Regions from separate parts of the Homo sapiens genome. Here region 1 is linked to region 2. The links are chromatin loops, found by intact Hi-C in ENCODE. Cell type or tissue: A673. All regions are shown on one strand. Each heading gives the region's core, and the rest is flanking DNA. Links, peaks and the distances in the headings are about the cores only. Region 1 has its middle 140 kb from the start of ESRRB. Region 2 has its middle 120 kb from the start of VASH1.

Region 1 (15,052 bases), core at 7,433-11,432, 130 kb before region 2:
GCATTATCAAGGAAAAACTGGAAGCCATTCTTCTAGAAGGGCCCCTGTGTTCCACCCAGAGTTCCAGGAAACAGTGTGGGGGCGTCAACTCCTGTTACCAAGTTCTTCCCCCCAGTGCCTTCTGCACCCCACCTGGCGTCACTCTACCCTGACACTTCTATCAGAGGCAAACATCCTACACACTGCATGAGCAGCTTCTGTTCAGACTCAGCCCTCAGGTCCAACCAAGCTCTTCCCCCCAGTGCCATCTGCACCCCATCTGGCCTCACTCTACTCTGACACTTCTATCAGGGGCAAACATCCCATGCTCTGCATGGACAGTTTCTGTTCAGACTCAGCCTTCAGGTCCAAGGAGAGATTGCTCTGGTCCTGCGGTCTGCCCCAGCCTGGTTCCTGTCTATGTCAACTTTTTGTTTTGTGAAGCCAGGCAGCACCTGTGGCTTCAGGTCTCAAAGAGGTGGAGACCCTTCTTGGCAGACCTAAGAGGCCCCCGTTGAAGTGTGCTAAGAACAAAGGTGACTCCACATCCTCTTCTTCCTCTCCCCAAGTGGCCCCAGTCCCTGATTGTCTGTCCCTACACTTCTGGTCTACCTCTGGGTTTTCTCTCATTACTTCCTCCCCTTGCCTGGGATGGGCAGAGGCTCCTGGGGTTGGCCATTTGAAGTCCAGCATCTGATGGTCAGAAGTGAAGCCTTCTCTGCAGAATGGTGGGGGAGAAGAACTAAGAGACTTTTGAGACCTTTTCTCCTACTTACTTTTTCCAGGCCATTGATCTCACTTCTACAGACATCTCTCCCTTATCAGCCCAAATGTCCCACCCACCTATGCAAAGATCCCATTGTCAGCTGTCACAAACCAGGACCAAGCCACAAGGCACCAGGGCTTTCACTTGGGTACTGAAGAGTCTCTTCCACTTCCCTTGTGGTGGAGAAGGACAGGCAGAGCTTTCCATCCCCTCCTCCCACAGGCAGACAGGACAAGCTTGGAGCAAGACTAATACAGGGGTGGGCAAAAAGGAGGGGGCCAACCAGGTGCCTGGGCTGGCCCAGGAACACTTGAGAACAGCCCACCTGTCATGTGGTCTGTACTTCCACCCCACCCCTTTTTTTCTTTTGCTTTTTCTTTGAGACAGAGTCTTTCTCTGTTGTCCAGGCTGGAGTGCAGTGGCACAATCTTGGCTCACTGCAACCCCCGCTTCCTAGGTTCAAGCAATTCTCCTGCCTCAGCCTCCCAAGTAGCTGGGATTACAGGCGCCTGCCACCATGTCCAGTTAATTTTTGTATTTTTAGTAGAGATGGGTTTCACTATGTTGGCCAGGCTGGTCTCGAACTCCTGACCTCAAGCAATCCACCCGCCTCAGCCTCCCAAAGTGCTGGGATTACAGGCGTGAGTCACCGCACCCAGCTATCAACCCCTTTCTTCAGATTATCACACTGATGGACTGCCCACTGCACCAAGAGGGCAGGACAACCTATCAACCTCATTCTTAAGATCCCTATTTAATACATGTCCCAGGTGAAACCCCAATGCCATGTTTAATGCCCAGCCAGTCACTTGCAAAGAAACAACAACCCAGCAAACCCCAAAACAACTGAAAGTGCCACAAGTCTTTACTCCCCTCTTCTCATCCCTCCCTCACTGATCCATCCCTGATCCAGACTGCGTAGCCACTTAAACATTTTCCCATTTTCCTGCACAGGTTAAAGGGCTAGAGGCTGATCCAGTGAGCAAAATCTCTTCTTCAGCAGAGGATATGGGGCGGGAGTGATGGAGGAAGACTGGAAACCTCACCACCTATGTCGTTTATCTTACCTCAGTTGCAAATTCACTTCACACTCCAAGAACAGAAACTGTGAACCTGAGAGAGCTGCCCTTGCCTGCCCCAAGGCTTTGCTGTGTGCATTGTCCTTCTACTGAACCAGGATGTGCCCCTCTGGGACCCACCTCCAGGCTCAAAGGTTGTAGCAGTTGTTTTATTTATTCATTTATTTTTATTTTTTATTTTTTTGAGACCGAGTCTCGCTCTGTCACCCAGGCTGGAGTACAGTGGCGCGATCTTGGCTCACTGCAAGCTCTGCCTCTGGGGTTCACGCCATTGTCCTGCCTCAGCCTCCCGAGTAGCCGGGACTACAGGCGCCCGCCACCATGCCTGGCTAATTTTTTTGTATTTTTAGTAGAGACAGCGTTTCACCGTATTAGCCAGGATGGTCTCGATCTCCAGACCTCGTGATCCGCCTGCCTCGGCCTCCCAAAGTGCTGGGATTACAGGCGTGAGCCACCACGCCTGGCCAAGCAGTTGTTTTAAGTCTTGTTTCAGCAAGCACCCAGCAAGGCAAGGCCTTTCCAACCTAAGGTGTGCCCTCTCCCCTCCAATGCTCCTAAATTTTTCCAGTTAATTCTACCAGAGCAGTCTCTCCTTGGACCTGAAGGCTGAGTCTGAACAGAAACTGTCCATGCAGAGCATGGGATGTTTGCCCCAGGTGGCATTGGGGGGAAGAGCTTGATAACAGGAGTTGATGCCCCCACACTGTGCTTCCTGGACCTCTAGGTGGAACACAGGGGCCCTTCTAGAAGAATGGCTTCCAGTGTTTCCTTGACATTTGACTCATTATCTATTTCTCATTCATTCATCATCTGGCACAGGGCTAGATTTGCGGGGTATGGTGGGAGCTCAGAGTCCAGCAGGGAAGGTAAACATTGAACTAGTGGTTCACGAGTGTATTTTATTACAGGAGACTTTTAGCAATATAAGAGAGACTTTAATGGAGGCAGGCACCAACCTGGCCTTTAGTGGTAGGGATGGTGAAGAACAGTTGTCCAAGGACATCAGCCCTGGGGCAGCAGGTTGAGGCCAAGTCCTGAAGGAGTGGAGTTAACCAGGTGAGGGAGGGAACAGTGTTTCAGGAAGAAAGAAGAGAAATGCTGTCCAGGGGAGAAAGAGAGAGAGAGAGGCTGCTCTGCTCCATGCCTGCCCAACAAACTGGAAGAAGACCACCTGATTGGTTGAGCGGGGGCAGAGGATGAGGGAGAAAAGAGAAGGCTGGAAATTGCAAGGGCCAGATCATTGAGGACACTGCTCAACATGGCAAGAGCAGTGGGAAATCCTGCGGAGTTTCAAGCAGGGGAGTGACAGGGTCAGATCTGTCTCCCCTACCTGGAGACAGTGGGTCAAGCGTTTTGTTGTCCATGGACTGGCTATGGGATGAAACATGGGTTTCAGATTCAGACTAGCTGAGGCCCAGAAGTCTGCCCTGCCACTCACTGGCTGCATGGCCACGGGCCAGCCACCTCCGCTCCCAATCTGTGCAATGCAGCTGATCACGCCAAGGGAGGATGCTAATGGGCAGCATTAGTGGATGCTCCCATATCCCAGACACTTCACACATATTAGGCCCTTCATTCCTCACAATGAGTGTCCACTGTAAATGCCACTGCCTTCATTTTATGGGAGACCAACGCTCAGAAAGGTTATTCTACTTGCTTGAGGTTACAGAGGTCAGATTTGAATCCAGATCTGTATGAGTTCAATTAATGTCTCTTCTCCTAACCACCATGTCATATTTCAGACTATGCAATTGTTGTCTAAAAGACTGGGTGCATAGTAGGCACTTAACAAGTATTTGCTCCCCACCAACCCTCCTTTTACTGTAAGATACCCATGGCCTCACGGGAGCCTCCCCCAGCTACAGATGTCTGCCCCTCATCCCTGCCAGGCACAGCTTGTCCCCAGCCCAGGTCAGCTTACTAACATCTCCATCAGGGCAGGAAGGGAGAGAGGAGACGCAAGCATGCATTTGGAGACTTCTGCGCCGAGCAGCTCCCGTGCTCTGTGACAGTGGAGCCACCAGAGGAGGCACTGCTCTGCCAGTTTGCTGGTTAAGTGACTTTACCCAAAGACATGCCCTGCAGAAGTAACTGAGCTGAGATGATGCTGCTGCCTTCAGACTACATTACAGGGAACAAAAATCCTCCTACCTTATTCCTTTCCACGTGTCTTTGGAGAAAAAAATTCAGCCGAACCTTAGGCACTTATATTATGGTGACATTTTTATCATCATCCTAGAGGTCCCTGGAGTGAAGGCTCAGACTTACTAAGAGGAAAAAGTCTTAACTGTACGGAATGAGAAGTCAGAGCTTAGGCAGAAGGAATCCCATATTCCCAGACAGAACGCAGAAGGATCTTAGGAGGCAACGCCTGGCTTGCACCGTGGGACATGGAGACGTTTGCAGGGCAGGAATGTTTGGAGCAGATGTTCTGTGTCTCACAAACCATGCCTTATAGGGGGCTTGTCCTGGCTAAGATTGCTCTCCTATCCTAGTCACGGGTGTCCTGCAGGATGGGGAATGGGAAGGAGACACCAGTGTCAGGTACAGAGGAAAGCCTGGGTGGTCCTTGCCTGGTCTTGGCCAGGGACCTGTGACTTCCTTTATTCTATGTCTCAGGCTACCCTCTGCTTCACATTGAGGTCACTAGGTGGGGGGAAGCAGGGACAGGAGGCCAACAGAGGGGAGGGCCTCAGGGCAGATGTGGAAACTGCTGGCCAAAAGGAAAGACAATGTGATTCAGAGGAACTGTTCCTGGAAGGAGACAAAGCTCCCCCAGCTTCCTCTGGAAATTGCTTTGTTTAAAATGCAAAGTGCGAATGTGTTTTGATGACATCTCAGCATCCATCACCCTATGCAAATGCTGATCCTGGGGGAGAGGAGCCCCTGTAAGTCACTCCAGTCCCCTAATGGAGTGTGTGTGGGTGATGACAGGCCAAGGGAGCCAGCGGCCTAGGGGCAGGCAACAGCTCACCACCCAAGAGAGGCTTGATAAGGGCTGAAGCGGGAGGGAGTCCAGCCCTGGGGGGGTCCACACCTGCATCATCCCCAGGCTAGCAGCTCTTGGATGCAGGATGCCAGCTGCTGCTGTAGGTGACTGAGGACAGAGCTCTAAACAAGTTGCTGATAGACCTAGTTGCCTCAGTTGCAAATTCACTTCACACTCAAATGGACAGTGAATTAACAGCCCTTCCCCTGAGCAGGAGGATGCCCCTTACCTGAACACTCTGCAACTGGGAAAAAGGTGAAATCGATTGCCTGACTGGGAGTGGGGCTCTTCAACCCAAGCTGCTATTTGAGATCTCAACTCATCCCCATGCAACAGCCTTCCACCTGTGTCCCAGACTCGGCTTGGACACCTTCAGTGACAAAAACTCATTGTCCTGGGAGGGTGTCCAGATAAAATACAAGATGCCCAGTTAAATTTGAATTTCAGATAAACAATGAATAATGTTTTAGTATAAATATGTCCCAAATATAGTATGGGATGATTTATTGTTTATCTGAAATTCAAATTTAACTGAGTGTCCTGTTTTTTTGTTTTGTTTTGTTTTTTGCTAAATCTGGCCAACAATACACCCTGATCAATCCATTCCCATTTTTTTGTATATGTCTAATCATCAAAAAATGGATTGGGTCCACTTCTCTGCCTTTCATATCTTCCCATCTTACTCCATCCTCCATCCTGGTCCTGCTTTCTGGGCCATATGAGGCAAGCTGTACCCTTCTACCCACAACTCTTTGGGAATGGAAACAGACTCTCAGCTACTCGCAGGTTCTCTGATTCTGAGCTCTCAAACTGTCCTCTGGTTGCTTCCTGTGTATCAACTTTAGGTTGGATTCATGAGCCTGAGACAGAATTGAATAACTTGGCAAGTCAGGTAGTAATCTCTTCCAGAGGCTACATCTTTGGTGGTGAGGGGCGCTTAGGGTGGGCCAATACAACATGCTCACAACCACCCCACCCACACCCACCCATCCCTGCCAAACACACCTATAATTTTCTAGGACTTGACTGGAAAATGTCATGAAGGACTAGAAGCTAATCCTGTCAGTAAAATCTCCTCTTTAGCAGAGAATGTGGGTTGGAGGGCATAGAAGAAGATTGAAAACCTTACCACCTATATATTTTATTTTGCCTCAATTGCAAATTCACTTCACACTCAAAGAACAGAAATCACCCGGACTTCAAGAGAGTTGTCATTCTACAGAACCAGGACATGCCAGAAAGTTCCATGAATGCTACAAAATGTCAATGCAGAGGAATTAATTAGGCAGAACAGTGCTTTTTGCACTTGAGTACCGATCCACGATTAGGTCTTCTGCCAACCCAGAGTACAGGTGAGTGCGGTCCTGATTTTCAGGTAGCCCGCAGAACCTTCTCCTAAGCTCTGTGCAGCCGTCTCCACAGAAGTAGCTGTGGGGACGTCTTCAGTGTGCTAAGCATCGGCATGGAGCTGCCTTCAAAGGCACAGCTGCAGGTGAGGGTACGTCTCTGAAGACCATATTAAGCCACCAGTCGCAACTTACATGGAAATTGCTACCTCTCCCCAGTAATGAATTAATAACCCAACCAATAGGAAGAAGATAATTTTCAAGCAATTCTCAGTTGCAGACACAAATTTTAAGGGCTCCATCCATTTACAATACGGATAACTTCATGCATCAAAATATATAAGGAGCCAAATGCCAGTGGGGTAAGGAAGGGTTTTCTCATCAGCATTCTCTTGTGTTTCAGGTGTAGGTCTTGCCTTTCCAGGGATAGTGGCCACATAGTTCGCCGTGTTCCCCGCAGTTATTCCAGTACATGGTAGGTTCCCAATTTCCTGAGGACGTACAAAGATGAGACTTTGTTTACCAGTTTCCTTTATTTTGATCTGTTATCCCATCTTTCCAAGTTTTATACTTTTGGTATGTTTGTTGATCACGGTGATGGTGATTGCTCTCAACACAATGTCTACTTCTCCTCGACGGTCAAGGAGGGAAATAGACAGAGCCCAGAGGTGGCCAGTCATGGTTCCTCAAGACCTGCCAAGAAGAGTGCAGGCCACCAGGTAAGTCCCGAGTGTCCTCTGGAGGGGGCCATGCTGCTGACCCACCTCAGCCCTTCTTCTGCTCCCCCAATCCCTCAATAGCCCACTCCAGTTTATTGCATCAGCCCTCACACCCTCAGTGCCACCTAAGACTTTACCACCAAGACCACAACTCTGGAATCTTCCATATGGAATAAATGCATGCTGATCAAATGAATAGATCAGTAAACCTCCTGTCTCTTTCCATTTCTTGGCCATACCAGCAGCGGAAAAACCTGCTTTTATTCCTACAGTTCTCAGTCTGCCAGGGGTTCAGTTTGGGCCCTCCGGTAGGCAGATGCTGAGATGGAGTTAGGAAGACGTTTATTGGGGGAGGGTGTAGTGGGTTGAATAATGTCCCCCAAAATTCACATCCACCCAGAATTTCTAATGTAACTTTATTTGGAAATAGAGTCTTTGCAGGTATAATTGATTAAAGATCTCAAGATGAAGTCATCCTAGATTTAAATCATCCACATGGAGCTGCCTTCAAAGGCACAGCTGCAGGCGAGGGTACATTTCTAAATCCCAGGACTAGTGTCCTTGTAAGAAGAGAAGACACGGAGAGACACACAGAGAAGGAGATGTGAAGATGGAGGCAGAGACTGGAGTGATACAGCTCCAAGCCAAGGATCACCAGCCATTTCAAGAAGCTAGGCAAGAAGCATGGAATCAATTCTGCTTCCGAACCTCCAGAAGGAACCAATCTTGTCAACATTTTGATTTTGAACTTCTGGCCTCCTGAACTGTGAGAGAATAGGTTTCTATTCTATGATTTGAAACCACTCAGGGTGTGGTAATTTGTTACAAAGCCCTGGGAAGCGAACACAGGAAGTAACGCCTGCAAAAGCAGATTGGACAGGGAGAGTGTCAGGCTGTGGCCCAGTCTTTCCCAGGTCAATTCTGCTTCTTCCCTTTTACCATTCACTGGTTAACCCCCTACCCCCGACTCCCAACTCCAATAAAATTCTTGCTCTGCCAACTCTATCTCAGCCTATGATTGCTACAAAACCTCTATTGACACAGTCTTGGCTGCCTCAGTACGGAGCTCTGGGCAAACCCTGTCCATCAGGGGCAGCCCTCCCTCTGTCTCGACCCTGCCTCACCCATCCCGGCCCCAGCTTTGCTCCACTGTGACTTCCTCTCTCTTGTAGCTCCAGCCTTGCCATTCCACTGGCTCCTTCCCTCTCACCTTCAAACCAGCTCAAATACAGTAGCTCCTCTTCCAGCTGTGACTTCCTCTCTTTCTGTCCTCAGCCATGTTTTTTTTTCCCCAAGATATTTGTTGTTTCTGTTGTCTTCTTCCCCACTCACTCCTCATCCAGGCCTCTGTCTTCCTCCATCCTCCACCCAGCTGCCCTGCTCTTTCAAAGGCCCTCTACGCTCCCTTTCCCAGCCTTTCCTGACGTGCGGTTCTCTCTGGGCGTGACTCTGTTTTGTGTTTTATGCCCTCTGCCTAGGACACTATAGTTGTTTCTTTGCTGGAAGACAGGTTCCTTGAAGGCAAGAACTTGTCTTATTGATGTTTTTTTTTGTTTGTTTTACCACCCAAAGCCTCAAGCACAGTACTTTGCCCAGATGAACTGCTCAGCAAATGTTTAAGAGTTGAGTTCAACAGGGGTATCCCTTGGGCTTCTGGGAACCAATAGGGGAGAGTTTCCTCTGGGGTACACACAAGAGGGCTCCTCTCAGTGGCAGGGGGATCAGGAAAATAGGGAGATTGGATTGAATGTGGGAGTTGGGAGAGAGTGAGAAGGAAGAGGGAACAGGCGGAGGGTGCCAGCTCTTACAAGAGGAAGATAAATGATAACAGCGCTGGGAACAAAACCAAACATCCTTCATGTTGTCAGAGCAATGAAGCCAGCACATTGCAAGTCATGGGCCCCAGACAGTGCCTTACTTTTGGAAAAGGCTTGGGTTCTTAGTCCCCTTCTGCTCTCAGTGAACAGCACAATTCATCTTCCTTGGGGTGTCTCCTGAAACTGTGGGTAGATGGTACCCTGGGGTTGGCTAGAGGGAGGGGAGTCAACATGAGCCAGCTGTCCTTCTCAACGTCCCCTCTCTGGGCCAACAGTGGTCTTGTGTGACTCCCTGGGTCCCTTCTGTGTCCCGGGTCAACCAGACAGGGCTGGCTTCCATGTACATTTAGCAGGTTTTGTCCCACCCTCTTTCATAGAGCACTCAAATATTAATGCTGCTCTAAGAGGAAGCAAACTGAAACACACCGGCAGGGGGTGCTGAGAAGATCACAGAGACTTAGCTGTTGCATAATTTCTGGCTTTGAATGCAGATAGAGCATGAAGAAGAAGCCCTGCTCTGAGAGTCAGGGAACCCGCCTGAATTTGGGGCTCTGCTTTGCCACTGAAGAGGCAAGGAGCCAAGTCAGTCACTTAACCTCTCTGGGTCCTAATCCCTAACTTAATGTTAGGAATGTCCTAATCCCTAACTTAATGGGTTGACCAAATAGACTTCAAGTTACCTTCTAATTTTTTCACTCTGTTATTTCTTTTTTTTTTGAGAGTGAGTCTCACTCTGTCGTCTCACTGCAACCTCCACCTCCCAGGTTCAAACGATCCTCCTGCCTCAGCCTCCCGAGTAGCTGAGCTTACAGGCATGAGCCACCAGGCCCAGCTAATTTTTGTATTTTTAGTAGAGACGGGGTTTCGCCATGTTGGCCAGGCAGGTCTCGAATTCCTGAGCTCAAGTGATCCGCCTGCCTCCGCCTCCCAAAATGCTGGGATTACAGGCCTGAGCCACGGTGCTCGGCCCACTCTTATTCTTTATGCAACTCAGCATGTACATCTGTGGTTTTCCTGAGGGCAGCATCCCTTTCCTTCCTTAGGATAACAGCACTCACTTCTCTCTTCCCTTTCCACTTGGTGGCAAAGAGGCTGCCAATCATGCTGCTCCCCACACACATGGGGTGGGGCTAGGACGCAAACTCTGCCAAACAGACTCAGGAAGAGGGTCACATGATGGCAGCTCCTTAAAGGACCTGCTGTGGTTCTGGCTACCTAGCTACCCAGGTTCCTGCCCTTTCTAAGGTCAAATTGTTCATCTCTCTAATAAAATCCCCTTTCCTCCAGCATGAATGCCTGGTGCTTGTCATTAATGACCTTGATAGCTTTCTGTTAGCATCGTGAATCCAGAAAGTGTCTCTAGACAATGCGAGAGGCTTGTCGGCCAAGCTACCTCCCAGCTGGGAGGCTTTTAGTAGAAAAACAGGGACTAGTATGGTGGAGCTTCACTGCCTGTTTTCTGTGAGAAAAAGACACGTGTCCAGAGAGTGGGGATCCCTTGGAGAATTCTGAGAACCCTGAGGTCCCCTGAGAACATGCCATGTACGTCAGCGATTCCCAGCATTTCACACCAAGTGAATTCCTCTGTGCCCACGCCCAGACATGTGAGGCACCTGTAACCTGAATGATGCTCCCCATCCCAGCGTGGGGAGCAGCAGGCAGATAGGTCCGCAGTTCACATAACCTCCGTAACTGCCCGTGATCCAACGCTGTTTGTCCAACAGTATTTAACAAGTCAGTAAGGATATAGCCATTGGGTGCCCTCCATGGGCTTATATAGCAGCCCTTGTCCACAAGGGACCCTTAACGAGTGTGTTGTTGAATGTCTGTACCCTTGGGGAGCTGGTAATAAAAGAACTTGAACAAGACAGGAGGTCAGGGCTTTACCTGTGCTAAAAGGATTTGGGTATAAAAATGATGAAGGGAGGGGCTGGGCGCAGTGGCTCATGCCCATAATCCCAGCACTTTGGGAGGCTGAGGCGGGTGGATCACGAGGTCAGGAGACCAACCTGGCCAATATGGTGAAACCCCGTCTCTACCAAAAATACAAAAATTAGCTGGGCGTGGTGGCACACACCTGTAGTCTCAGCTACTCAGGAGGTTGAGGCAGAAGAATTACTTGAACTCATGAGGCAGAGGTTGCAGTGATCGCGCCACTGTACTTCAGCCGGGGTGACAGAGCAAGATTCCAACTCAAAAAAAAAAAAAAATTCCCTAACATATTCAAATATATGATATCAGTTATTTTGCTTAGGAAGAGATTAAAGTAGGCACATAAGGTTAAAAAGTGAGTTCGTTTAGAGATCGTGCCATGCACTCCAGCCTGGGTGACAGAGTGAGACTCCGTCTCAATAAAAAAAAAAAAAAGTGAGTTCGTTTAAAGAAAGATATTACATAAATAACAATACAGGTGAGACACGGAATTGGTGAACTTCATGACTGTGAGGCTGGAATAAGTGAAGTTGAGTAGCACTTGTGTAAGAGAAACCTAGAGGTCCTCCCCACCCTCCCCCCAGCCACTTGGTCCTTCTTCAGTATACTGAGGTGAGGAACATGTCTTGAGACTATGAGCTCCTCCAGGCACGGGCTGGGTTTTGTTTGTGTTGAATCCTCTGTGTCTAATGCAGAGCCAGCAAATAGGAAGTACTGACAGCTTGAATGATAGCTTTATGCCCTGCCTTGTTCTAGAAAATAATTAAAGCAGTCAACATGGAGCTGACTTGCACAGAAACAAAGCATGACACAAGTTCAGGCCTGTCTTTCACAACATGCTCATCCTGTCCAACGGATCAATCTGTCTACTTGATAGGTAGCTTAATACCACCCCCTCTGTCTACTGGCATTCCTCGCCATTGCCCTGCCTGGGTCAGACCACAGATATCTCTCACCTGAATTACTGTCTGCCACAATCTACTAACTGTTCTCCCCATCTCCAGTCTTGCCCCATCTAAGTGATTTTTTTTTCATGCAACAGCCAATGGGTGGCTTCCAAAATGTGGCTCAAGCCCCTGATGGCTTCCCACTGCAAACACAGTCTTTAGAATGACAGGTAAGGCCTTTTGTGACCTAGCCTCTTCCTACCTCTCCAGCATCCTCTCTTAGCAATTGCATTCCCCATCCTGCATGCCAGCCATGTTTTATTCTTTTCTGAAAGTATCTTGCCTCCATGCCTTTGCACATGTCATTCTCTCTGCTTGGAATGCCCATCCCTTTCTTCTTCTGCCTCACTCCTCCTCAATCCCCAGGATCCATTCAAGCATCACCACCTCCAAGAAGCTGGACCAGACTTCTCAGTTGTTCCCATAGCACCTGCTTTTGCTTAGTCATGGCACTTACAATGATGGATCCCAATTGTTTGTTTACTCGTCTACCTGCTACATGAATCCTTAAGCTCTTTAGGGCCAGGGGCTATAGCTTGTTGATCTTTGTTCTCCAGTACCCAACCCAGTGACAAACTAACTATAGGCCCCTAGCAAGTGTTTGACAATTGAGTAGCCGATGGCTACAGGCTTGGGAAAGCTCATGACAAATGGGCTTGGGGGCCTCCTGTGGAAACTCTTAACCTCATTAGTGCTGTTCAAAATATTTCTAACTTCTCACCTGGTGGGCATGTGGTAGGACTGCCTGCCCTGGACACCCTGTGGTTGGGTGGGACAATGTGGTCGTTCTGGTCACTGAGTTATGAGTGGATGTAGCAAGTGTCACTTCGAGGCTGAAGCATTTAATTAATTACCAGAGCTCTCTGTCCCGCTCTGTCCCTCTGCTTTCACAACGTGCGAGAATCCAGATGGTGGAAGCTCAGTCAAATGGGGTCTTAGAGTGACAACAACACTTAGTAGAGCCTCCAGCTTGCCAGTGAATGACATTTAGGATAAATGAGAAATAAACCCTGTTATAATAAGCCTCTGATTCTTAACTAGTACAACCTAGGCTGTCTCAACTGACACACCCACCCAGTCCATAGGGTTCCAAGTGCTTAGTCTAAATTATATTCTATTTCTTTTCCCTCATTCTGGTTCAGTTCACTGCCCATGCTGACCCCAACCTGACAAGTTCTCCTCCCACCCAGAAGAAATAAGGCAGGGAGGGAGGGAGCGAGGGAAGAAGGAAGCGAGTGAGGGAGGGAGGGAGGGATGAAAGGAGGGATGAAGGAAGGAAGGAAGGAAGGGGGAGGGAGGGAGGGAGTTGGGAGGGAGGCCATCACACCAGTAACCAGGAACACTGTCCAGTCAATAGTCACTAGAGAAATGCTTTCAAGAACCACGAAATTCATAGTAAGTTCACCACCATGAAGGCAAACCAGCCCTCCCTCAGACAGCAAAGTGTGGTGGGACCCGGGGGGAGGGTGGGGGACTAGGTATTTTTTCCTCTCTGTCTTCTATAGAACCAGTTATTTGGGACTTCTAAAACTTGCAAGGCCTTTACCAACTAAATCCGACCCCTCTTACCCCTTGCTTTATTCCTAATTTGTGTGTTCCAAGATACCTTATATAGGTAGGTAGGTATATATACCCCATGTGGGGAGGGAGTCACACCTCACACAATGCCACACCTGGGCCACCTGCCAGCCTCCCTTCCACAGCAACGGTCCATACCACTCACAGTTCACAAAATGTACTCTCTGCTAATCCCCACCACAACCTTGCCAAGGGGTGTCTGCATGGCTTCCTAGATAACCAATCCCATCAAACACACGCCAGGAGTCACAGGTGGATGCCAGGAGTTATGAGTGAACGCCAGCCAGCCCAGGGTGCATCTTGTTCCAGTCTCTGAGCCCCGGGGTCCTTGTGTTTCTCTGCCTGGTGGGGGATGCATACCACATAAAACTGTATGTTCCAGGTCTTTTCTCACTCCCATTATTCTTCATTAAGCCTAATTGGAATGCCACTGAATAATCATATTATTCTAATGCTCCATGTAATTATTAAGAATAATGGTGATTTCCATTTCTCTTTTCCTCTTGTATTTTTTCTTTCCTCCCACACAAAAGCTACGTTTGCTTCTTCAAGGTGTTGTGCTTGACTTTATTCCCTTCCCTGGGGCTGGGAAGACCTTGGCTGGGTGATGACCATGACGGCCACACCACTCTGGCAATTTTGTCACTGGATTCTCCATGCCAGTTCCAGAACATGGCATCAAATGTTGCCAGTGGGGATGGGGACAGATCAGAGAGGAGGAGAGTAATTTTTATGTGGTTTACACATTGTGCTCTCCTGGACATTTGCTCATTTAATCTTAGGAGCAACCCCGCAGGGTAAATGATATTATAACTATCATTCCTATTTTACAGATGAGGAAATTAAGGTTCTATTTCCTTCTTTCATGAGTTTTCTATTTCGAGAGTTTTTAAGTTGTAAATTCAATTTCCTCAAAAGTTATAGGGCTATTCATATTATTTTATATTGGGTTAATTGTGGTAGCTGGTGTTTTTTGAGGAATGGATTCATTTCATCTAAGGGGTCAAATTTATGTATGTAGAGTTGTACATAGTATTCTCATTCTCTTGAGGTCTGCAGCATCTGTTATGGTATCATACCCTGTTTCACTCCTGATATTGGTAATTTGTATTTTTTTTCTGATTTTTTTCTGTCAGTCTTGGTACAATAATTTTTTATTGTCAGTTGTTTTCTTTTTTTTCTTTCTTATTTTTGTTTTCTTGTTCCTTCTTTTGAGGCAAAAGAGGCTTTTGTTTTTTTTAATAGAGACAGGGTCTCGTTATGCTGCCCAGGTTGATCTCAAACTCCTGGCCTCAAGGGATCCTCCTGCCTCTACCTCCTAAGGTGCTGGGGGGGATTACAGCCATGAGCCACCATGCCCACCCAGTTTGTTGATATTATTCATTATTTTCAAAGAGGCAGCTCCTTTTTTCACTGATTTAATTTTTTTTCTGTTTTTAATTTCACTGATTTCTGTTCTTATCTGTATTATTTCCTTCTTTCTGCTTGCTTTGGGATTATTTTTATCTTATTTTTCTAGGATCTTAAGGTGAAAACTTAGATTATTATTGAAAACTTTTCCTCTTTTCTAATCTAAGCATTTAATGTTCTATGTTTCCTTCTCAGCATGACTTTAGCTACATACCACAAAATTTAATATGCTGTAGTTTCACTTTCATTCAGATCAATTTTCTGCCTGGAGTCTTTCCTCTTTGATCCATGGATTATTTGGAATTATATTTCTTTGTTTCCAAGTAGTTGGAAATTTTGCCATTATCTTTCTTTTATTGATTTCCAGTTTGATTATATTTTAGTCAGATAACATACTCTGAAACTCTTTTAAATTTGTTGAGATTTAATTTGTGTCTCAGGATATGATCTATCTTGACATATGTTCATTGGACATTTGAAAATAACGTGG
Region 2 (15,052 bases), core at 6,129-10,128:
GCAATGAAAAGGAATTGGTTATTGATGCATACTAAGATGAATCACAAAGTAATTATGCTGGATGAAAGAATAAGACAAAAAAGAATATGTATGGTATGATTTCAATGATCAAAAAATTCTGGAAAAGGCAAACTAGTATTTAGTGATGAGAAGCAGATGAACAGTTGCCAGGAGATGGAGTGAGGAGGGGAATGGGTGAGGAGTGATTACAAAGGGGCACTAGGGGGTGACAATGCATATGTTTATTATCTAGATTGTGGTGTTTAAATATGTCAAAACTTGTCAAATTGTACATTTTAAATGTGTTATTTTTGTATGTCAATTATACCTCAATAAAATCCTCTTTTTAAAAAGGAATCCAGGACAGGTGCTGTGGCTCATGCCTGTAATCCCAGCACTTTGGGAGGCCAAGGCAAGTGGATCACGAGGTCAGGAGTTCAAGACCAGCCTGGCCAAGATGGTCAAACCCCGTCACCACTAAAAATACAAAAATTAGCCAGGTGTGGTGGCGGGTGCCTGCAATCCCAGCTACTCAGGAGGCTGAGGCAGAGAATTGCTTGAACCTGGGAGGCAGAGGTTGCAGTGAGCCAAGACTGCACCACTGCACTCCAGCCTGGGCAACAGAGCGAGGCTCCGTTTCAAAAAAAAAAAATGGAATCCAGGGGAAAAGCAGTGCCTTTCTTCCCTTGTGTGTTCCCTGCCCTCTCCTCATCTTTCACAGAGCCCATCTGCTTCTGAAAAGTAGGAGCTATGCTTTCTTCTCCCACAAGCCATTCACTTATAAAAAGCAGTCTTGTGGGGGATGAGCTCAGCTGGGTGAGAGGAAGAAGACTGGCAAAAGAGTCATCATCAAAGTCAAGGCAATTCTTTTTTTTTTTTTTTTTTTTTGAGACAGGGTCTTGTTCTGTCACCCAGACTGGAGTGCAGTGGTTCACTCCGGGCTCCAGTGATCCTCCCACCTCAGCCTCCTGAATAGTTGGCACCACAGGTACATGCCACCACGCCCAGCTAATTTTATGTGTGCGTGTATGGAGAGAGACAGGGGTCTCGCTATGTTGCCTAGGCTGGTCTTAAACTCCTGGGCTCAAGCAGTCTTCCTGCCTCAGCCTCTCAAAGTGCTGAGATTACAGGCATGAGGCACCACGCCTGGCCAAGGCAATTCCTTAGCAGTCATTGTTCCAATGTGACCAAGTGCCCAAAGAAACAGGAAGGGACTACACAATTATAATGCAGACAGTAAGTCTCTGCAATCAGACAGATCTGGGTATAAATTCTGGCTCCATGACTTAGCAAGTTTTTGATTCCTAACCTCTTTAAACCTCTGTTTCCTCATTTGCAAAATGGGATCATATGCCACACAAAGGATGCCAGGAGATTAAGTGAGGTTCTATTTACAAAGAGATTAAGTGAGGTTCTATCTACATCAGCCAGGCACAGAGTAAAGGCTTCCTCTACCTGGGAGACAGCATCTAGACAAGGAAGAGCACAGAATCCAAAAAAGAAAATTCTGAGTTCTAGTCCTAACTCTGCTGCCAATCGCTTATATGGCCTTGCCACCAGTCTGTATAAGCCCTTCAGCACTGGGGATGGAGAGAGGAGAACAGTGTTAAGAACACATTCATTCTCCATTCCACTAGCTTCTCCGAGTCCTGACTGAGGATTCAGTAACATCTGGCCCAGGGGCCAAAGGCAGCCCGCTACCTGTTTGTGCAAAGTCCACGAGCTAAAGCTGGTTTTTACATTATTAAATGGTTGAAAATATCAAAAGAGAATAATATTTTGTACTGTGAAAATTATATGAAATTCCAATGTCATCGTCCATAAATTAAGTTTTATTGAAACACAGGCCAGGCGCGGTGGCTCACGCCTGTAATCTCAGCACTTTGGGAGGCAGAGATGGGCGGATCATCTGAGGTCAGGAGTTTGAGACCAACCTGGCCAACATGGTGAAACCCCGTCTCTACTAAAAATACAAAAATTAGCCAGGTGTGGTGGTGGGCAGCTGTAATCCTAGCTACTCGGGAGGCTGAGGCAGGAGAATCATTTGAACCCGGGAGACAGAGGTTGCAGTGAGTCGAGATCACACCACTGCACTCCAGCCTGGATGACAAGAGTGAGACTCCATCTCAGACAAAAAGAAAGCCCTACCCATTTGTTTATGTATTGCCTATGGCTGCTTTCCCGATATAGTCAGAATAGAGTTGTTGCAACTAAGACCATATGGCCTGCAAAGGATAAATTACTTAATATCTGGCCCTTTAACAGAAAAAGTTTGCAGACTCCTGGGTTAGATCATCAGAAGAAACATACTTGTCTGCTGTTCTCTTAGCTGCCCACAGAAAAGTATTCAGTGTGTTAAGATTAAATCTTATGTCCTTAACTTTTACAGGGGTTCATAAGAAACATCCATTTGATTGGAATTTCTGTGTCTTTTGCAATAAATGTTTCCTTGAATTTTATGCCAGCAAATAAGATGGTCTTCAATTGACCTTATATGCATTATTTTATTATCCCACTATGTAACTGGCATATTGTAAGTAGCCTATAGACTAATTTTAGTTATTTTAGTGATATTAACAGACAAGAATTCTTAATTTTAATGATATGTACTTATCTGTGTCATTATCCTCTATTTGTGGTTAGTGATGGTGGTTTTCCGTTTACAAAAATATCAAGTTTTTAAGATTTTTAAATTAAATTGAATAATTGTATTGATTTTTTAAAATGTCAAGTAAGTAACAATTTTGCTAGAACCACAGGAAAGGCAAAAATGTTACAGTTGTTCAAGAATGATGGAAGTTTAGGAATAACATATTGGACAATAGGAACATGTTTTCCTCTTTACCATGGTTGCTGGGAAGCTCAGGATTAAAGGCAGTGGCATTTTACAATAGTATCCACAGTTCTGTAATTTACCTCATTGGACTTCTTTGCAGCTGCCTTTAATAGAGCACTGACCACATCGTGTGGTTTCTGTTGGCTCGTGTGACTATCTGCCAAAGGAAACCGGAGCCGGACTCACCAGGCCAGAACTTGGGAGACCCATTGGGTTGACCTGTTCCATTTCTTCTCTGCCTGTTCCTCTTGAACCCACCAACATCTGGCTCTCACTTCTTTCCAAAAACTATTCCCACAAAGGTCATTAATTACCTCACAGGGCCAAATACAATGGCTTCCTTCCAGTTCTCAATCCATGGGGCCTCTGCTCAGCACTTGACTATGTTTATATATGGGTTATTACACAGCTCATTTATAAATTATTACATAGGCTACTATAGTAAGCTAGTAATATCCCCATCCACTCAAGTGCTCAAGGCACAAGTTGCTACCTCCTTCCTCTGCCCGCCCCCTTCCTGCCAAGCTCTTGACCAGCGCTGTCCTTCCTTCCACTGACATATTTCTCAGCCTTCTCTGCCCCTCTTAGGGCTTTATGGCCCTTGAGACCTTTCCGTTGCTTCCCTAGGTGTGACATTCATGTCCCTGTCTTCACTTGCACCCACACCAGTTAACATGGTTAACTTTCTAAACCATGAGCGGGCAGGTTAAGGTCAAACTAAAATGGGCCAAGTCCAGCCCCCTCCACCACCTGTTTTTGTAAGTGGTTATGTTTAGCATGTATCTTCAACTCTCCTCTTTGTACACAAAGCCTAAAATCTTTACTGTCTGGTCCTGTCCAGCAAAAGCTTGCCAACCCTGTTATGAACCCAGAAGTGGCTGCTGTCCTGCTTCTCCTTGCGTACCCCAGACTTCCCTACACATTAGCATCCCCTGAAGGGACTGAGGAAATGCAGATTTCTGGGCCCCAGCAGCTAGAGATTCTGATTCAGTGGGTCTGGGGTGAAGCCTGCAATGTTCCCACACCCCAAATCGTTCTAATGTAGGTGGCCCAAGGTCCACACTTTGGGAAATTCTGCTGTAATCGCAGAGCCAGCCTGAAGTCCCTGAAACATCATGGGTACTGGCCAGCGAGGGCCAGTGCTCTGCGCTCCCTGTTCTGTCTGCCTGGAAAGCCTTGGAAAACGCCTTTCTCCTCTGCAAAAGTCGTGTCCTCTTCCCAGACCTCCCACTCCCATACCAGACAAGCATTGTCACCTTCTCCTCTCCTGCTCCATAAAGCACCTGTCCCTCTACAACCCTGATGATGTGCTTGTGTGTCTGTCTCAGTAGCCAGACTGGGAGCTCTTCCAAGATGACATCATTTCACTGCCCCCAGCCCTTGCATAGAAGGCCTTAAATCAATATTTGGTGAATCAATGAATGAACAGATGGACTTGCTCCAAATTGCTGCATAAAGCAATGCAAAGTCAGGACTGAGTCCAAACACTGGGATCCCCTGTCGGGTAACCTCCAGGCTGAGCCATCAGTTGCTGGAGCACAGTGGTTCAGAGCAGAGCTGGCCTGGGTGTGAATCTAGCTCTGTACTTTGCTAGCTCTGTGACCTTGGGCAGCTTATACAAGCCTGATTACATCACCTCTAAAATGAGAAAGATGATGTTAATAGCACTTACCTCACAGAGTTGCTCTGAGGTTTAAATGAAGTAATCCATGGAAAGCTCTTCAGCACATAGGAAGCATTTAATACATGTTAATTATGGTTTTATTCTGTCATATCTCTTTGTCCACGCCAGGCATGTGCCAAGGTGGAGCCTGACAGGAAGCCTCAGCCTTTCTATAGTGAGGGCACAGCAGGGACTACTCAGACTCAAGTCTCGGGGTCAGCCAACCCCATCTCTCTCTTGTCACTGGGATTCTACTGGAAATCGCCAGCTGTGGGAAGTCCTGCCAGGTGGCCCAGGACCCTGGAAATAGGCAGATCTTAGAGTTCAGCTACTAAAGCTCCTGCTCCCTCCTCCCAGCCCAACTCAAGAAACCTACCCCGCAGCACCTTATTCTTTGGTCACCAGCCAGGAGGGTCAAGGTAGAATTGCTTCAGGAGACAGATGACACCGAGTAGGCTGGAGGATGTGGTAAGGGCTGGGCTACACGGAGGATGCTGGCAGCAATGAGTAGCACCAATACTGAATGTTAATTGAGCCCTAATCAGTAAGCACTCTCCTGGGGCAAATGTGACCAACCCCAGGGAGAGAGTTTGATGGAGATACAACAGGAACTCCAGTGGACCACAGAGTGGACCTGCCACACGCAGACAGCAACAGCGCCCGCATCCTTATGTGGCAAATCCAGGACAGGGGCTTCCAAAGCAGGAAGTCCTCTGGGGTTGTGGAGATAAGATTACAGACCCATCTGCAACAGCTGAGGTGAGGTGATGGGGTCACTGTCTCAGAGCCCATGGGACTACAGAATCAGAAAGAAGAGTAATGTTTGGTCTAATATGCTTTTTCTTTCTTTTCTTTTCTTTTCTTTTTTTTTTTTTTTTTTTGGGACAGACTTTCATTCTTGTTGTCCAGGCTGGATGGAGTGCAGTGGCTGATCTCGACTCACTGCAACCTCTGCCTCCCAGGTTCAAGTGATTCTCATGCCTCAGCCTCCCGAGTAGCTGGGATTACAGATGCCCGCCACCATGCCTGGCTAAATTTTTTTGCATTTTTAGTAGAGACAGGGTTTCACCATGTTGGCCAGGCTGGTCTCAAACTTCTGACCTCAGGCAATCTGCCCGCCTCGACCTCCCAAAGTGCTAGGATTATAGGCATGAGCCACCACGCCTGGGCAACTCTTTTTAAACCATTCCTCAATTGCACAAACCAAAAACCTAGGAATTGGCCTTGACAACTGTCTCTCACTTAATCCCCCCAACCTGATCCTTCTTCATAGAGCACCGCCATTTTTATCTTCTAAGGATCTCTGCCATCAAGCCATCCCGATTCCCAATCTTGCTTACCCTCTTCAATTTCTTTTTCTTTTTCCATTGCACATAATACTTTGCAATGTATTTACTTATTTATTATACTTACTGTCTATCTCCCTTCTCACTAAACCTGGCATGTAGTAGATGCTCAATAAAGATTCGAGGACTGATTCTGCATGACCACCTTCTCCCGTCTGAATGATAGCACTAGCCTCCTGTCTGGCCTACTGCTGCCTACTCTGGTTCATCTTCAATCCATTGCCCAGAACGGTGCTTTCTCAAAATGCAAATCTGGTCATGTGTCAGCTTTGTGCCACCCACCCCTGCATGCACAGACATCAGACACATCAATGGCTTTCCACAGATTCAGGGTAAAGCCTCATCCCCCTAATGTGGCCCACAAGGTCCTCCTTTGCCTTCTCCTGCCCTCCTCTCTGGCTTCTGCTGCTCCCCACCTCCTCACTGTCTCTGCCCCAGACCCACTGGCATCCTTTTGCCACAGTCACGCCCACCAAACTGCCTGAGCCCATGAAGTTCCCGTGCAGTTTCCTGTGCATGGGTGGCTCTTCCCTGCCTTCGGATTCCAGCTCCAGCAGCCTTCCCTGACATGGCTCTCCACCCTCATTAGGTCAACTCTTCCCATCCCAGGATCTCAGATGCCATTTGTGACTTCTCCATGGAGCTCGTCATGGTTGCATCTTTAGACTGGTACATGGGCTGTTTGGAAGCGTCTTTCTTCCTGACCACACTGAGAGCTCCATGAAGGAAGGACTGTCTTCGTTGCTCACTATTTTAGCCCCAGTTCCTAGTGGCGTGCCAAGCACCTAACAGGCACTCAATAAACATGTGTTGATTAAATGAAATAAGTGAGGAAACCCAGGCCCAAAGAGCCCAGGTGACTTGCTCACCGTGACACAGCTTGGAGATGGCCACTGCAACACAGAGTTCAGGGCTCTGCCAGAATTCATGCCACTTCTCTTTGGCAGGGCAGAGACAAGGGTCCCCCAGCCAGTGGGGAGCCCTCGCTGGCCAGTACAACCAGACAGGGGGATGGAACCTGGGCCTGCCTTGGGTCTTCTCTGGGAAAACAGCTCCAAGCCGGGAAGACAGAAGGTTGATATTCCCACGCTAAATTCCCCTCGTGGCCATTATAATTCACATCCTGCATATTGAAGGCTCTGAAAAGTCCCCAGGTCAAAAAGAAACTTTCACAGTAATAAACAGAAGATTTCCTTTTCCCAGAGGGAAATGTTTCTGCACAAACAGAAGCAGGTCTCCCTGAAGGTCAGCTCCAGGCACAACCAAGCGGACACTCATTTTTCCTAAGAACATTTATCAAAGACCTACTCAGTGCTAGACATTACAAAGCACCAGGGAAGCTGCAGAGAGGAGGATGGGCAAGGCCTCACCCTCAGAGGGTTGCATATAAAAGGCACTGTTCCCCCGGGAACATCCCAGGAGGGAAAATGCCAAACGTGAAACCAAGGAAACACTGAAACAACCATCTAGCCACGGAGGGACCTCACAGTGAGTGCAATGAAAAGGAGATGCAGGCTGTGGCTGTTTGGGCTGGGCTCTCTGAGGACGTGACTACACGGCTGACAGCTTGTGGCAATGGGGCCAGTGTGACCAGAAGGCCAGGGTCTGATGGTCCAAGCTCCTAGCAAGCCCACCCTTCTGTTGCGAATATGCTCAAGAAAAACTCGAGTCCCCTCCGACGCACTTCCACGTGCCTCTCGGCAACCATCCGTGCAGAGAAACCGCAGGTGTGCCAGGTGATGACCTAGGGACGGTGACTTGGGGACTCCTTGTTGTAAAATGTCAAGCACTTTGGTCCTGAATGCCAAAGCACACACACAAAACACTGTCCCCCTTCCTTGGCCTAATCTCAAAAGCCAAGCAAGATCCGTGTCTAAACTCTCATTGAACGCGCTAAAATGTTTCTGAAGAGCACAGGAATTACTTAAATGAAAAATAATTGTTGAGGAGCCATTATTATTATTCAAGATGTGTCAAATGACATTGAAGTGTTCTATTTAATGTGTGGTCATTACTATCATCTTTTAGAGAACATGAAAATAAGCGTTCGTCTGATTACCTGAATGCCCACACCTATTTTCCTCCTAATGTCTTATGACCATCCACCTGGAATTCTCCAACCTTGGGAGCTTTCAAGAACACAGCCCTCACAGCTGAGGCAGGGGAGGCCATCAGCACACAGGTCCTGGATGGGTCGGAGGCTGCTGAAATATCTAAGTTCCTGCAATGATTTCAGAGCATGCTGCTCAAATGGAGGTGCTTTCTTAGCAAGCAATCTCTCTATTTCTTGTGGGAAGATGAGGAGAAAATCGGCTGTTGGGTCCGGGATCCCAGCTGGCAGCTCACCCAGACTGACCCCCACCAGGGGAGCATGGAGCATTTCCCAACAGGGAAAGGACTGCGGGGCGCCGAGGGCCCCAAGCCGCAGAAACATGAGGCTTGCCTGACCCCTTGTGGTGTGAGGCTCTCAAAGCCCGCTCCTTGCTGTTCAGACAGAAGGGGCAAAGACTGGATTCATTGTGACTGTGAGTGCTTGTCGTGGATTGAATGACACCCCTCAAAAGGTATGTTCCCCCAATGTGACCTTATCTGGAAAAAGGGCCTTTGCAGATGTAATTAAGGATCGTAAAATGAGAGCATCCTGGATTACCCAGGTGGGCCCTAAATCCAATGACAATTGCCCCTTATAATCCACAGAAAAAGAAAAGCCACAGACATACAGAGCAGAAGTCCACGTGAAGATAGGCAGAAAAGGGAGTTACACAGCTACAAGCCAAGGAGTGCCGAGGCCCCGGCAGCCAAAAGAGGCTGGGAGAGAAGACATATCTGCTGTTTGAAGGCACTAGGTTTGGGGTCATTTGTTATGGCGTGCTAGGAAACTTCAATATGGGATCAAGGGATAGGAGGACTCAAAGCCAGGGGCTTCCAAAGCCTGGTCTGTGGAGAGAGTGCATCAGAACCACCTGGTGCACTTGATTCCTTGATTCTGATTCAGAGTCCCTACGGTGGGGCTCTGGAATTGTACATTTTACAAGCTAGCCCTAGTCAATTTTTCTGTACACCCAGTTCTGGGAGCTGCTGTTCCAACCAACTCAGTGATAACCTTTGTAGCAGTTATTAGTGCTGTTCACCGAATAGCTCTATCTCTTTACCTTCTAAGCACAGGATACGATTGCGCTTCCTGCCCTGCTGTGGGCAGATGGGGTCAAGGGACTAGTTTTGACCAATGGCTTGTGGGAGAAGTGCTGTGTGTTAAATACGAGCTGAACTGTAATTGCCAGTGCAAGACCCCCCACCCCAGAGCTCTCTTCGCTGCAGTATTTGGGGTGGTGGCTGCTCTACTAGCCTGGACCCCTGAGGGACTGAGTAGAATCCGCCTACCCACCTGTGATGCACACACACCCGGGGCTTTTAAAGCCTCTGAAATGCCAGGTTGGTTGTTACTGCAGCATAACCTAGTCTATCCTGACTGATTGAAATATGGGAATGTTTTGTTTCAACTTCAAGTCACCCGCTAGAACCTAACTTGGATACAGACACATTTTTTAAGCTTTGCAAACAATTTGCTTAACAAGATTCAGGCTCATCATAGCAGCCACTTTTCATATTATGGGGGTCACTGAATTGAACAAAATCAGTATTAACACCCAAGCAACTCCAGAGCTTGTTTTTCTTGCTATTTTATTAATTCGCTAAAACTAATCATTTTCTAACTAATATCAGACTTTACTGTGCATACAAATTACCTCGAGATCTTGTTAAAATGCACAGTGTTACAATTCAGAAGGTCTAGGATGAGGTTCTGCCTTAGTCAGTTTGGGCTACTATAACAGATACCACAGACTGTGTGGCTGAAACAACACTTATTTCTAATGGTTCTGGAAGCTGGGAAGTCCAAGATCAAGGTGCTAGCAGATTCCATATCTGGAGAGGGCCTGCTTCCTGGCTTATAGGCAGCCACCCTCTTGCTGTATCCTCATGTGGCAGAGAACAGAGATCATCTCTCTCATGTCTCCTCTTATAAGGGAACTAATCCCATTCTGAGGATCCCACCCTCATGACCTAATCACCTCCCAAAGACCCCAACTTCAAACACCATCATATTGGGGATTCAGGCTTCAACATAGAAATCCTGGCTGGAGGCGGGGCACAAACTTTCAGTCCACAGCAGACTCATTCTATAGCTCTAACCAGTTCTGGGGTGATGCCAGTTCTGCTGGTCTGTGGACCACACTTTGAATAGCAAGATTTTAGGTAATGCTTTTCTACAAAATAAATTATTGAACTAATGGGTAAGTTAATTTCATAACATCCATAATTATAATAAACTACATCTGTAAAGCCATCTCTAGTTTCACATGTATTCAACTTAAGCCTCATAATGGCCCTGTCTGTGAGTGAAAGCAAGCAGATTTTTTTTTTTTTTTTTTTTTTTTTTTTTGAGATGGAGTCTCATTCTGTCACCCAGGCTGGAATGCAGTGGCGTGATCTCGGTTCACTACTGCCTCCACCTCCCAGGTTCAAGCGATTCTCCTGCTTCTGAGTAGCTGGGACTACAGGTGCCTGCCACCACACCCGGCTAATTTTTGTGTTTTGGGGGTTTTTTGGGGTTTTTGTTTGAGATGGAGTCTCACTCTGTCACCAGGCTGGAGTGCAGTGGTGTGATCTTGGCTCATTGCAACCTCTGCCTCCCAGATTCAAGCGATTCTCCTGTCTCAGCCTCCTGAGTAGTTGGGACTACTGGTGTGCGCCACCATGCCCAGCTAATTTTTTTGTGTTTTTAGTAGAGACGAGGTTTCGCCATGTTGGCCAGGCTGGTCTCGAACTCCTGACCTCAAGTGATCCACCTGCCTTGGCCTCCCAAATTGCTGGGATTACAGGCGTGAGACACCGTGCCTAGCCGAAAGCAAGCATATATTCTTATCCCTACTTTGCAGATGATAAAAATAAAAGCTGAGAGAGCTTGAGACTCCCTGAGGGTCATCTTGTTCGGTAATGTCAAGGATTAGACTAGAAAACAAATCTTGTCTATGCTCTACCACTGCCTAATAACAGTCCCCAAGATTTCATCAGTGTTTGAATGCCCAGCAAGATTCTAAACATGGTGTGTGTGTGTCTCATTGGAAACCACCTCAAATCCAAATGCTGTGGTCACTTTCAACCTAGCCTCTCAGTAGCACCCTGCACTTTGGCTTTGGGATGGCCTCCTACATGGAGGAAACATTGCCACCTAGTGGACTTCCAGAGCATCAACTCTTAGGACGCTGAGTCTGGGTTACATCTTGGGTTACATCTTTCTAACTTTGGCCTTCATAGCTCTGGTTCTTCCAGTCAACACAAATGCTAGACTCTACATAAGAGATGCAGATGTAGCACTGTCATGGCCTTTGCTTCTAGGAGCTCTTGAGGTAGGTGCAGAGACAAGATTTTTTTACACGAAATAATTAGTTCCTTGTTCAAATTTCGTGATCAGAGGACATGGTTAAGTTCTAACCTTTAGTAGTTGTGTGATCTTGGGCAAGGCGCGTGACCTCTTTCATCCTCCATTTCTTCATCTACAAAGAGAAGATACAATAGTCTTGCCTCACTGGGTCATTGGGATGAAGACGAGAGATTCGTATTAAAAACCAGCAGGGCCTGGGAATGGAGATGTTACGGGGAATGGAGGTTATGATTTCTAGATGGCACCAAGATTTTGAGCCTGGTTGACAGGAACAATGATGATTCCATGGGGAGAGATAAGGTGGACAGCTATTTGAGGTAAAAGATGGCAAGTTTAGATTTACCTATGAGTCTAAAATGTCACTGGGACAGATGTGGGACAATATCCAAAGCAGTTGGAAGGGGCTGTGGAATGAAGACCCAGGTTTGGAAAGGCAGGAGAGTACAGTGGTCAGGTGCATGGGTGTGGGGCCCAACAGCGCGGGTTTCACTCTCAACTTCACTGCTTCCCAGCTGTGTGACCTCCAGCAAGTTGTTTAACCTCTCTGTGTCTTGGACTGGTCACCTATAAAATGCAAATAACAGGGCCGGGTGTGGTGGCTCATGCCTGTAACCCCAGCACTTTGGGAGGCTGAGGTGGGTAGATCACTTGAGGTCAGGAGTTCGAGACCAGCCTGGCCAACATGGTGAAACCCCGTCTCTACTAAAAATACAAAAATTAGCTAGTTATGGAGGCACACACCTAAAGCCCCAGCTACTCAGCAGGCTAAGGCTGGAGAATCACTTGAATCCAGGAGACGGAGGTTGCAGGGAGCGGAGATCATGCCATTGCACTCCAGGCTGAGTGACAGAAAGACTCTGTCTCAAAAAAAAAAAAAAGCAAATAACAATGGTTGCTGTGAGAATGACATGAGTTAGCATAGCTACATTAATATCTATTAGGTACTTTCTGTAACTTTTGCCTGAGTCAGGCTTGAGTGCACAGGTTGGAGGGGAGGGGGTCAAGTGTATGAGTTGATTATGAACTGTTTATATATTCACTGGAATATAGGCTCCAGGAGGGCAGGAGCTTCTATGGTTTATTTCTATCTCCTGGTGCAGCACAGATGCTTAATAAGTAGTCATTGAATAAATGAGTGAATGAATGAATGAATTAATTGACACAGGCCTAGTGAAGAGTGGAGTCAGGAGAGGCTGAAAGGGAAACCAGTAGACTGGGCCTTGCATGTGACCCAGAGGTAGAGGCTGAAGGCCACTCTCCAACCGTGCTCTTTTTAGAAGTGTGAGATGGAAAGGACTAGGTTAGTGGTTCTCAACCCAGGCAATGTCTGGAGAGAGACATCTCTGGTTTTCGCAATTGGTGGGTATAGGGAAAGTAATCCTGGCATCTAGCAGATGGGGGACATGGTTGTGGTTAAACATCCTACAATGCCCAGGACACCCCCCAAAACAGAAAATGATCTATCCCCAAATATCAACAGTGCTGAGCCTTAGGTGTCTAAAAGATCATTCTTTTATAACTTTTTAAACTGTTACATAATAGTTGTGCAAATTTTGGAAGTACATGTGATATTTTGACACATGTACACAATGTAATGGTCAAATCAGAGTAATTGAGCTATTACCTCAAACATTCATCTTTTTTGTTAGGGACATTGCAATTATTCTAGCCATTTTGAAAATACAATAAATTAGTGTTAACTATAATTTCCCTACCGTACTATGGAATACTAGGTCTTATTTTTATGATCTAACTGTATTTCCAAAAGATGATTCTAATCCCTGCTGTGTTTCTTAATAGTTCTGTGGCCTTATCAGCCAAATCCTTGATTTCCCTGAGTTTGTTTCCTTATCTGTAAAATGGGAACATGAGTACCAGCGCTATTCATATTGTGGATACGTGGTGAAGAACAGAATACTGTGTTCTTGGCACCTGCCACATGGTGAGTCCATGTTCAATCCTACTATTACTCTAGTTATTGCTCTCATGCTAAGATGCACAACAAAATAAAGCCTCATCTTCTGGGACTATGGATTCTACTAAGGAGCTTGACAGTGTCACTTTGAAAAGATCAAATGCACTCACTCTTAGCTCCCACCATCCTACACACAAAAGCAATTCTGCTAATAGTGGTCTTGCACCTCCTTTCATCTATCCTGAGGATATGGACGTTGGTGTAGTGTTGAGAATGACCCTGGAGTTGCCACTAGCACTAAAACAGGCTGAGGCTGCTCTACTTATAATCAGTTCATAATCAACTCATAAACTTGACCCCTCCCCTCCACCCATGCACTCAGGCCTGACCCAGGCAAAAGTTACAGGGCTGAGTCTTCCATCAACTACACGCCATGCAGTACCCAAGAAAGTGCACACTTATGGGGATTATGGTGAGGAAGAAAGCAGTCACCATCCTTGCTGGACTTCCATCACTCCATTAGCAGAATTTAAGTAGCCGTTATGCCCCAGGCCTCCCCTGGTCACATGTCTTCCCCTTCCCCACACACCACAGGAGTGTTACCAATTTTAACCTAAACCCATCTGGGTGAAGATGCTTGGGGAGAGGGAAATTGGAGTGAGAGGCAGCACACGTTGTGATGGGCTTGAACAGGTTCTAGAAGAGGCATGACATGAATATTGCCAAACATGGCCAAAGGCTTATAAAAGACCTGGCTTTGCAGCAAAGAAAACAAAAGTCTGGGTAAAAGATTGTGAAGGCTGCATCTACTTAGACATTGCTGTTCATGAGTGTGCAGATGGATGGCCTGGCATGCACATGTTGTGCACACTGAGCTTCCAGCTCCCCTGAACGCACCCACACAACACTCGCTAACACTCAGGGCTGAATCCCAGCTGTCAGCATGGCATCTCTACCCAACATGTGGCCTTTTTTCCTCTCTGGACTGCTCCAGCCTCAGCTGAGAGATGATTCTGGCCTGATAACTACAGCTTTGTTTTGTGAAAACAGAGACGCAAGCATCAGTTCCTTCTTCTGCCCAGAGGTCTCAAGGAGTTTGGACAGGGGTATCATGGGGGCAGGGAACACAGGGAAAAAGAGAGAGCGGGGAGGAAATGAGGAACAGGTAAGAAATGCATTGCTGTTGAAAAAAAGAGCTCTCTTCAGCCAATAATAACAGCTGAGGTTGTCTGAGCACTTACTTTCTCCCAGGCACTGTGCTAAACACGTTTGTTACTCAGTCCTCAGACACTCCCATGAGTTCAGTTTAAGAATTCCCATTCCACAGAACATGGAAAGGGTGCTCCAACAATTATGTTGCTGCAGATTAGCTCATTCTCAATCTAACCAATAAACATGACCCTAGGGTAGAATGTAAAGTGATTTAAATGGAACACCTGCCTTACAGAAGATCCTTTCCACTCAGCATTTGGGAGGGGAGAGGATTTTTTTATTCAATTTGGATGGCTAATTAGTTATCACAATGACTGAGGAATGGGAAGGTGCCACTGGCATTTAGCGGAAGAAGTCCAGGATGCTAAAAACATCCTATGCTCTAGAGAACAATGCTCTAGTCAAGAAACATGAGAACTGTATGCCCCTTGGCTCCCCTATCTCTATAGTGTGGACATCACCTGCCTCATCAGCTTATAATGAGGATTGAATGACTCACCATCTGGAAGGTACCAGTTCCCACAATTTAGCAGAAGCTGTCAGTGCCCCAACCATACCCTTTGGCTATGTACTGTTTCTGAGCAGGCTGGCCTGACCTCCACCAGCCAGCATCTGTATCTCCCTTTCCACAAGTTTT

Evidence for each region. A loop is a pair of places that touch in the nucleus more often than their neighbours do. Peaks named below come from ENCODE experiments on the same cell type or tissue, not always from the same donor. Only the 100,000 strongest peaks of a DNase experiment are listed, where the experiment ranks them.
Region 1: a loop joins it to region 2, with 6 times the contacts of the local background. A loop is called at or near these places in 19 of 110 quality-filtered maps.

The regions. Positions count from the first base shown.
Region 1 is chr14:76,505,678-76,520,729 of GRCh38, forward strand. No RefSeq gene overlaps it. Among named protein-coding and RNA genes, the nearest start is that of ESRRB, 140 kb to the left of the region's middle. In A673, for the core only: a CTCF peak has its summit at 9,119 (motif pointing right); DNase peaks (open chromatin) are centred at 9,144, 9,794 and 11,374; H3K27ac peaks cover 2,050 bases.
Region 2 is chr14:76,636,818-76,651,869 of GRCh38, forward strand. No RefSeq gene overlaps it. Among named protein-coding and RNA genes, the nearest start is that of VASH1, 120 kb to the right of the region's middle. RefSeq lists an enhancer at 10,909-11,203. In A673, for the core only: a CTCF peak has its summit at 8,298 (motif pointing left); a DNase peak (open chromatin) is centred at 8,274.